2 separate regions of the Homo sapiens genome follow, and region 2 is linked to region 1. A link is an interaction called in ENCODE POLR2A ChIA-PET data of the cell type or tissue named here. Cell type or tissue: HCT116. All regions are shown on one strand. Links, peaks and the distances in the headings refer to the core of each region. The heading gives the core; the rest is flanking DNA. Region 1 overlaps ODAD2 (outer dynein arm docking complex subunit 2). Region 2 overlaps ODAD2 (outer dynein arm docking complex subunit 2).

The links. Peaks named below come from ENCODE experiments on the same cell type or tissue, not always from the same donor. Only the 100,000 strongest peaks of a DNase experiment are listed, where the experiment ranks them.
Region 2: POLR2A ChIA-PET joins it to region 1 with 5 read pairs; 2 of 35 experiments call an interaction of 5 or more read pairs at or near these places.

Annotation. Positions count from the first base shown.
Region 1 is chr10:27,939,950-27,945,335 of GRCh38, forward strand. It overlaps ODAD2 (outer dynein arm docking complex subunit 2), which reads right to left. Exons shown (of 20, transcript NM_018076.5): 11 at 4,867-5,013; 12 at 4,273-4,482; 13 at 614-856; 14 at 1-58. Among named protein-coding and RNA genes, the nearest start is that of ODAD2, 56 kb to the right of the region's middle. In HCT116, for the core only: no CTCF peak of the experiment used is centred there; no DNase peak of the experiment used is centred there.
Region 2 is chr10:27,862,367-27,867,752 of GRCh38, forward strand. ODAD2 (outer dynein arm docking complex subunit 2) reads right to left here. Exons shown (of 20, transcript NM_018076.5): 18 at 68-256. Among named protein-coding and RNA genes, the nearest start is that of MKX, 120 kb to the left of the region's middle. In HCT116, for the core only: no CTCF peak of the experiment used is centred there; a DNase peak (open chromatin) is centred at 3,237; H3K27ac peaks cover 691 bases.

The DNA of each region.
Region 1 (5,386 bases), core at 271-5,270:
GGTTCTTGACAAGGTTTTCAATGATCCTTTCTGCTTTGATTGCAGCCCGGTAGTTTTCCTAGGAATAAAAACCTACATATTTATGTGTTCAAGACGTGAATATAAGTAACTGTTTACATTTATTAATAAACATGCTGAACAAACTTTCTTAGGAAATAATCACCATAGTCCAAGCTTAACATATCCCTACATCAATAAGAGAATCAACTGAATTAATATACACATATGTGTGTTTGTGTGTGTGTATATATATATAGTGTATAGATATATATGTCAGCATATATGTGTGATATATATATAAATGTCAGTATATGTGATATATATATAAATGCCAGTATATATGTGTGATATATATATAAATGTCAGCATATACGTGTGAGATTTATATAAATGTCAGTATATATGTGTGAGATATATATATATACATATATGTGTATATATATCACAGGTACTGATTTAATTAACGTCCTATCAGTTGGATCTTCTCTTTCTCATAGAATGCTGACTTCTAGAAAAAGAATGTCCTTGAGCCATCATGATAACCTTAGAAACAACTTTTGGACTAAAGAAAGTCAAGTTGAGAAGGCAAGGGAAGCAGAACTGGCATGAGTACCTCTGATGCACACTCTTGCAATGTCCCCACCACTGGAATTAGCATGTTTTCATGAGAAGTCTTCAGCAGCCGAGCCAACAGAGGAATGCCCCCAGCTTTGCGGATGGCTTCTTTATTCGTATGACTCTTACTGCAGCTCCACAGGGCCAGTGCCCCACAGCGAGCCACTTCCACGTCTCTGGCCTCATACAGACTCGATTGGGCAGGTTTTGTGGAATCATGTGCACAGTCTAGTAGAGCAACCTATAATAATAGATAAATCCAATGTTCATGGAAATCTTAAAAAGAACATTTAAGGCATTCTTCAATAGCTACAGTGTTCCTTACCAAGCTCACCTCCGTCAAAAACAAGAATGCTTTAAAAAATCACTTTTCGTACTCCATAGCAGCCACGGAAAGCAAAGAAACAAAACCCTACAAAAAACCTTCCTCCAGATTTGGGAGCTTATACATTTCCTTCCCACAAGAAATGTAAGCCCACCAAGATAGTATTTTCTTAACATGGCTCTAATATTTACATCAATCATATTTGTAAACCACATCCTCAGCCCAAACATCTCAGAAAACTAGCTTCCCTAAAACCATTAGCACTTTCTAAGGAGAACTGAATGGACTATACACCTTAAAGCCACAAGACCTGTCCAGGAACACTGGCTCACGCCTGTAATCACAACACTTTAGGAGCTCGAGGTGGGAGGATCACTTGAGGCCAGGAATTAGAGACCAGCCTGAACAACATAGCAAGATCCTGTTTCCACTGGAAAAAAAAAAAAAAAGCTGGATGTGGTGGTGCATGTGTGTAGTCCCAGCTACTCAGGAGGCTGAGGTGGGAGGATTGTTTGGGCCCAGGAGTTCAAGTCTGCAGTGAGTTATGATCACACCACTGCACTCCAGCCTGGGCAACAAAGCAAGATCCTGCCCCCCGAACCAAAAAAAAGAAAAAAAAAAAACCATGAGATCTCTTTGGAGGACATAGCCTGCCTCATGTGCTACTGAAACCAACCAAACCAAACAGCACAACTGCCAGCATCCAGTTTTTTTTTTTTTTTTTTTTGCAATAACTAAAGTCACTGAAGATCTTAAGGGAAAGGCAATTTACTATAAGGATTAAGCAGTATGTCAGGTTGCCCCATGGAGGAAGGGAAGTCAGACCTCCCTAGAGCTGCAATTGGCTGTCAGCCTTCCTTGCAGGCTCACTGTCTCTATCTGGGGCTTGGGAGCCATCATCTATGCACGTCTACTCCATTCTTCTGTCCCTGAAGGTCAACTTCCACAGATACTGCCCGTAACCACCAATCTCAAATTTATAAGGGAATAATAGCCTAGGCTAGGTAGAGTCTTTCAATCCCAATTCCAAGTTCCTGGGAGAGAGATCCAGTGGGACTGGCTTGAGACAGGTGGACACTCCTGGTCTAATTAGTTATGGCCCCAGGAAAGACGGGGATGGGGTATGGAGGCTTCCAGGTACTGACTGCAGGTGGGATAGGAACGTGGGAAAAATTCTAAGACCGTGGGATTGAACACAGATGCACAACAATAAATGATGCAGTATGGAAGTGCTCAGAAAGCCCGTAGCATTTGTGACTGTTTTGGAATTGCATGGTGGTTAGCAGGTGCTCCTCACAATCTTTGCCTTGCAAAAATTTATTCCTTGATTTAACCCACTGCCACTATGACCAGCACTACTGGTTGATTCACCAAAAATTGGTTAAATAATTGTCTTAGTTGTTTTGATGAATCTTTCTTAAATGTACGTATAGGTCACAGTCATTTCAATTTTTAATGTTGGAAGTGTTGGGGTCTTCATTTAGAAGTCTGGTGATATTTTTGTGACCAGAAAAATGCCATAGGAACTTAATTCTTGTTTATATCAGTTAGTCTATAGGAAAACTGGTTTTGTTACATGTTGTTTTGCTTAAAGTCACAATTTTTGAGAATCTGTTGATGATATTGAATGAAGACTTACTGTACTAGGTTCCTGAATGTGATGCATAAAACATATTTTATGTTACATTATCCATTCTTATAATTTAATGGGAGTAGTGTCAGTAGACAGTCACATCAACCTACCAAATTGTTTCATTATTTAAGCAGAATAATGATAATCATAGTAATAATTAAATTTTCTGTAACATTTTAATGAAAATTTTCGAACAGAAAAGCTTTAAGAATTGTACAATGATTGCACACAAACCTCCCTACATCCACCACCTGGAGTCTCTAATTAACATTCTGCCACATTCGTTTTATTACATATTTCACCATCTATTCATCCATCTATCCAGCCATAAGTCTATCTCATTTTTGAAACAAATACATTTATAGTGCTTTACAGATGACAAGTGAAAACACAGAATGTCTTTTGGAAAATTTCTGAACACATTTTTCAGTGTACCTATTTACATTAAAATCCATATTTATCCAACAGGTATTTATTAACCGTTCATACGGGTAAGGTACTGGGCTAAGTGCTGTGAAAGACACTAGGATGAATAAGGCCTGTCACTTAAAGTGCAGAAGTGGAAACAATACAGTAAGATAACAGCTCTGGGTGAGACACAAGATCTATTGATCCTTACTAAGAAAGTGAAAACATGTTGACTTTTTAAAGATCTTTCCTAATGATGGCAAAGGTGGTAAGCAGGATTCTGGTATTTTTCTTTTGATGCCAGCTATTGAGAAAATTATTTTTTCTGATTACAAAAGCAAGACTTAGACAAAGAAGACAAATTGGCAAATGTAGAAATGCAGGCAGAAAAATCAGTCAATTCAGAGAAAACTCCTGAGAGCAATTTGTGTGTTTATTTCTAGTGGTTTTTTTTAAAGATGGTAGGTACATCTTTAAAAACTGGGATCATAGATAACAGTTTTTAATCCTGTCATGATTTTATACAATATTAAATATTATACATTTTATTCCTTGCTATTAAATATACTTTTCAGGCTGGGTGCGTTGGCTCACACCTGTAATCCCAGCACTTTCGGAGGCCAAGGTGGGCGGATTACCTGAGCTCAGGAGTTCAAGACCAGCCTGACCAATATAGTGAAACTCTGTCTCTACTAAAAATATAAAAATTGGCCGGGCTTGATGGCGGGCACCTGTAGTCTCAGCTACTTGGGAGGCTGAGACAGGAAAATTGCTTGAACGCTTGAACCCCGTAGGCGGAGGTTGCAGTGAGCCAAGATCGCGCCACTGCACTCCAGCCTGAGCCACAGAAGTGAGGCTCTGTCTCAAAAAAAAAAAAAAAAAAAAAAAAAAAAAAAAAAGGCATCATAGATGTCAACAGCTTTTAAGTTGTAAAGCTTTTGACGTTTTAAAGTTTTCAGCATTCCACCGAGCAGCAGGTCTCACTATCTCTTACCTCCCATGCATGTATACTTGGATGCATTCCTAACAACGTACAATAGGTGGTGACAGTTACATCTGCTTTAAAACTGTCCTATTTCTTCAAAAAATGAGTTTGAAGATGTTTTTGTTTTGGACACTCACTAATATAAATATGCAAAAATAATTCTTAAGGGCAAGCGATACAGACAGAAGGCTCCTGGAACACGCTCTCATGGCTATGGAATTTCCAGCGTGGCCAGAAAGGACAGCAAGGAGCTGTGTGCAGTGGCGGCTGGCACTAGATGACGATGACAACATCACGGCTACTCACCAGTTTGGTGATACCCCCGTGCTGCCTCACCACCCGCCGTGCTCTTTTAAACTTGGCAACATTCGCGATAGTCTCGGCTGCCAAACATTTTAGACTCTTGTGTGGAGAATCAAGTATATTCACCATAATTGGTAAGCCCCCAAGGTCAACAATATTCTGTCTGATTTGAGGATTATGACTGATTTCCTTCAGTATTTTTAATGAACCAATCTGTGTGAGAAAAAAAAAGATGAGTGGCGAATATGTAACCCGTGCTATGTTTTTAAAAATTCCGAGTATACCTAAAATCCTTCCCCAGTTAAGTTTTTTAAGAAATCATTTCCATTCCCAGAGGTTACACACATCTGGCATATTCTCTTTCATTTAAGTAAACAATCCTCATTCAGGAAGCATGAGAGATGAATGGAGAAGAGCAAAAAAAGAAGAAAAGTAGAAAAAAGAGAAAGCTCAGTGAACAGAATCAGCAGGTCATCAGCAATAATAGCAGATAAAGACAAGAACCAGGCAACGAGGCATGGCAGAAACCTAGAGCTAAGAAGAGAGCCCAGGAAGGTGGGAACAAGACTCCGCATCCAAGGTGACAGAGCCACTCACCTTACATTTGACTTCATCGGTTTCAAGCAAATTTATCAGCACTTCCAGGCCTCCAACATCTCTGATGGCCAACTGGCAGGTTTCTTGAGCTAAGCTGAAATCCCTCATTGAACACAACGCAATCACTGTAGCTGTTTGATTTCCTCCCTACAAAGATGCAATGCCAGAGAAAGGTTAAGGAACACCGCATTCCCATAGAAATGCACTAAGTAGTTACGAATCCATGAACTGGAAAACATGTCTCTGAGTGGGCTAGAATTTGTTAAATGAATCAGGTAGAGCCGAAGCATGGAAAAGCTGTACAGAGCATCATAAAACATTGTTCCAATTAAGATTCAACATTTAAAGGCAGGCTGTCTCCTTTAAACAGCTTTAACATCAGGTGGTATTCATCTATTAAAGAGTCATGGGGACAGCCTTGAGAGGCTGACTGAGGAATGCAAGATGTACACAGAGCTAAGAGATGGTTCCCCCAGTTCTTGAACAGGGTATTGCATAATGCAAAGCACGTCTGAAAATT
Region 2 (5,386 bases), core at 261-5,260, 78 kb before region 1:
GTTTTCATCACTACACCATGATATCTCAGGACAATATGCATGTAAAACAAAAAGATGTGTTACTTACTGTATTTGCCAGTTTGGACAATAAAGGAACAACTCCATGATCTGTGATAACAGCTAAATTTTCTTGATCTTTTGCTATGTTGGTAATGGCAGCACATACACTTGCCAGAACTTCTTTGTTATCTGATTTCAGTAAATTGACAATAAGTTCCAAACCACCAACAAAGGAACGAACCATTTCCCCAGCATCCTAGACAAAAATAAAAGTAAAGATGGTATCAAAACTAAACCTACATTTAGGCATTTTTTAAGAGGCAGAAAGTAACAATACAGCTGTGAGGTACATCTTTGGCATGAAAGACTACTTCAACTTAATTTATTTCTATATTATATATTATTTCTACATGTATATGTATAAAGTGTGTGTGTGTACATATGTATAAGTCTATATACATATGTAGCACATATAAAAATTCAGTTTCAAAAAATATTTATTGAATATTACAGGAGAGTCACTGTGTTAGCTACTGAGGATATCAAAGTTATTAAAGTACAGTTGATTCTTACTATTTGTGGTAGCTTTGTTCTATAAAGTAATTGCAAACACTGAATCAGCCAATACTAAACTTTTTCTCTTAGGAGAAACATAGGACTAGGTTCCTGCAAGCCTCTGGCTACAACATTTTCATCAGTTGATGGATACATAACCTTGTTTTATGTGTATTTCTGTTTGAAGACACCTGATTTCATATATATTGTTCATTCATTCATATTGAACTCATGGCCAACAGCATTATAGCTCATGCAATGGAGCTTATTTAACACAGATATTTTCTCTTTCAGGCACACCACAGCCTTCTTGCCCTTACAAACCATAGGCAGCACCTCAGCACCACATCTGGGGGCCACTGTGAACAGTGAAATAACCAACAAAAAGCACAAAAATCCAAAAATTATGGCACTAAATGGACTGCAAAATGGACACTTGCTTACAGTATGAGAAATGAAACAAGAAGGCAGAGAATCGCCTTCTTCAGCCTCAGCTGAGAACGTGTGCATTGGACGACTCAAATTTTTCACTTCTCTGTGCATGTCCAAGAATGACCATATTGAGTAGGGGGTTACAAGTAAATTTGAGCAAGTAGGCAAATTCCCAAGGAGAATTTGTGAATAATGTGGATCGACTTTATATATTCTTTTGCCATGATGTTGCCTACAACTGGTGGGGAAGATGGGCATTAAGAAATTACAAGTATAACAAATAGCACTGGAGGGAGGAGGAGATGAAGAGACTACAAATCCATACAATGAGGAAACCTCAACTAATATAAAGGTTCAAGGGCTGACTCCCCAAGGCCTAAGGGACAAAAAGTTATCCAGCGTGAAAGGGATTCTGGTTGGACAAATCATCATGTTGCACAGATCTGACAGCGAGAGAGAAGGTGATTTTTTTTTTTTCTAGTTCAGAATGACTGGAGCACAAAATAAGAAAGGCAGCATGGGAGAAAGTGAGACTTAAGAGGTGAGATCTTGAAGGGTCTCACCTTTAAGATCCTTCAGGGAGCATCTTGGTAAAGGGTTTGGAGTTCATTTTTAAGGGCATTGGAAAGCCCCTGAAGAGGCTGAAGTGTGGGGGAAGGATTTTTATCAATTTTTTATCTTAGAAGATTTCTCAGAATTACAGGGTGCAGGGTTGGAGTGGGTGCAAAGAATGGTATAGGGAACACAGGGGCTATTTCGCTAGACCACATGGGAAGTGGTGATGGTTTGGGGGAGGGTGGTGGTCTATGCCTGGAGAGAAGATTGTGGATTTGGGAAGCTTGCTTGGAGAAGATAGAGATGAGTGATTTGAGATGATTCCCACGTCTCTGGCTCAACTTAGTAGGGCTAATGTTGGAAGAGCTGGGTTTGGTTTGACTTGGTTTGGTTTTCTTGGGGTGGCATATGATATTAGAAGACCTAATTTGAATGAAGTACCCACAGACATTTAAGTGGAACTATCTAGGATGCAGATGAATGTATGGGCTTGGAGCTTAGAAAAAAAAAACAGGCTGGAAGTGGAGATTTGGAATTCATCAGAATAAAGACTGTAACTAAAGCCATGCAAATTAGAGAGTGAGGAGTGAAGTGAGAGTGGAGAGTGAGGTGAGAGCGGGGAGTGAGGTGAGAGCGGGGAGTGAGGTGAGAGCGGGGAGTGAGGTGAGAATGGGGAGTGAGGTGAGAGTGGGGAGTGAGGTGAGAGTGGGGAGTGAGGGGAGAGTGAGGAGTGGGGTGATAGTGGGCTCTTTCTGGTGTCCCAGGTGTGGGCCAAGGAAAAGAATTTGTCAGAAGATCTTGGAGTCAGATCTCCACCTTCTCTAAGGTTGTATGGGGGTGAGTGTAATGTCCACCAATTACTTGGCTCTATCACTTTCTCAAATAATAATAATTCACATCTTTTGCATCCCAACGGCGTATCAGGCATGGTACTACGCACTTCACATAAGTTATTTCAGTTAAACCTCACAGGAATCATGCAAAATGGGTATTATTTCCATTTTAGGTTTTTAAAAGTGAGGCTCAAAGAGGTTGAACCTTATAAAATAGATTGTATCCCTCATGAAGGTAGGCACCATGTGTTACTCAACTGAGTGATCATTAGAAACCGTAAATCTGATGATCCCATCTCCATACCCACCAAATTCTTCCACAGCAACCCCTGCCCTTAGGATAAAATTCAAACTCCACAACGTTGTTTGCAAACCTTTCAAGGTGCACCCCTGGTTTATCTCTCCAGCCTCAACTTCCCTGCCTTGACACCTCTTCTCCAACCTCCCCCACATATACCCTGAGCCAGTGGCTCTCTATGTGAGCTAATAATAAGAACCCTGGCACTCATTCCCTGAGAATGTGATTCATTAAGTCTGGGTGAGGTCCACTAAAATATTTGTATTTTTAAAAACTCTCCAGCCAGTAGAGGGAACACTACTTTATGAATTAGTCCTTCAGTTTTCATGTCCTCAAATGTGCATGTCTCCACAAGTCTGCACAAACCTTTTCTGTCTGTCTTCCTGTTAGCTTGGGAATTCCTACACATCTTCAGCTGCCAACTAAGGTATGCTCTTCTTCAGGAAACCTTTCCTGAACCTCAAGTCTGGGTTAAGTGGCATCTTCCATAATACCTGGTTCTCCTGTATGACAGCACCTATCACTGCACATAGTTGTGGTTTCTTTGTTTGTCTTTGACCCTGAACTGTAAGTCCCAGGAGGGTGAGGACTCTTGCTGTCTCATTCATTGTTGAATGCCTGGTACCTATGCCAGTTTCTAGCAGTTAGTAGATACTCAACTAACATTCATTGAATTTGATTGTTTGCAAACTCATAGCCTTAAAAGAAAGCTTTCACTGTGGTTACAACAAACCAAACTAAACTCCTACTAAATGGTGAAGGCAGGACACGAGTCAGGTTCTATGCAAGTGTGAGGGCGAAGCCACTTTCTCTCTGTAACACGTTGCCTTACCTGATTGCTGAGAGAAGTGACAGCAGCAATATTGGTGGGCTGGTTCTCAATAGTAAATCTAAATACAATTTCTGATAGTTAGGACATACTTCTAAATTCTGATGTATTCATAAGCTTATTTGGAAAAATAGTTAATTGCCATTCTTTGTAAAATTCTACAATAAAGATTTCTGTGTAATACAAAAGAAATGATTATATTTTCAATTGTCTTCTATACTGTCACTTTATTACACTTCTATGCATTAGGATGCTCTCAAATCAAAATACTATAAACATGAATGTATTAACCTTGAAATATCCAACACTGTTTAATCCTAATTACCCTTTGAGGCAGTTAGTGGTGGTAGATGGAGCTTTAGTATTTGCATGTCATAGATGAAGAAAACCCAGAGGAATAAATTAACATGTAAAAGGTAAAATGACAGAGTGGCAGAAGCAGGATTTGATTCCAGATCTGTCTGACCCCAGAGCCCCCTCACAATATTGTGATTTGTAAATCCTAACCATATACTTGGCTCAAATGAGGCCATGCACATGTAAATTCAAAAGCAAAAACAGGGGCTCTTAGAATTTCAGGGGACTTCAAAAGCATAGCCCCAAAGCTCAACTTTTCCAAGGATCATCTTGGTCCAATTGTGTTACTATGAAGGGATACTTTATAAATTACTGGGTAATTTATAAAGAAGATAAGTTTATTTGGCTTATGGTTCTGCAGGCTTTACAAGAAACATGGTGCCAGCATCTGCTTCTGGTGAGGGCCTCAGGAAGCTTCCACTCATGGTAGAAGGTGAAAGGAAGTAGGCATCACATGGTAAAAGAAAGGAAGCAAGAGAGGGGAGGGAGGTGCCAGACTTTTTAAAAGACTTTTAACAATCAGTTCTGGTGGGAACTAATAGACCAAGAAGAACTCACTCATTACAAAGCTGGCACCAAGGCATTCATAAGGGATCAGCCCCCATGACCCAAACTCCTCCCATTAGACCCCACTCCAACACTGGGGATCAAATTTCAACATGAGATTTGGAGGGGAAAATATCCGAACTATCTCAATGATGTTATAGATGTCAATAGTCTCATACATTTGTCAATGACAAAATCACAGAACTTCTTTTTTTTTTCTCAAGAAAACCGGGAGGAATTCTGGACAGATGATAGTGGCAAAGTGTTTGAATCTCATTCTCCCTATGAAAACAGTGCAGATAGTAGAGCAAAACAAAAAACACAATGGACAATATACACCATAGTAGGTGAACAAGATACCCACAACTGACCCCAAAGCACAAGCAGACTTGGAGGGACAAACTAGCAACCACAGTGGGAAGGCAGAGGCATTTGTGAAGGTCTTGAGAGCCAAGAAACCCCAAAGGGCCATGAAGTTCTCACTGGAAAGTTCCAGAACAGCAGCAGAAGCAGCTGCGAATGGACTTTTCAGGCTGTGATGAACGGATAAGACTACAATGCCACAAAGTCTGATGGTGCTGGGGTGTTCTGTTAGGCCTGAGTTCCATGAATTGGTAAAACTACAAACTGAAGCCTTTTCTGGGACAAAGCCATGCACAGAAGAGAAACTACACGGAATAGCATCATCCAAATTGAGCAACGCAGAGACACTGGGATGAAGGACTAAGAAAGTTCAGATAAAAAGGGAGGGTGGAAGCAGAGGGGCCAGAATGCACCCTGCATCACTGTGAAGATGACAATGGAATCCTGGGAATCAAGAAAGTAGCAGTGCCATCCTAGTCCACATCTCCCTTCTAAAAGACCAGGAAAACTCATTTCACTTACAAATAAGCAAGGGCTGGGTGCAGTGGCTCACGCCTGTAATCTCAGCACTTTGGAAGGCTGAGGCAGGCGGATCACTTGAGGTCAGGAGGTTGAGAC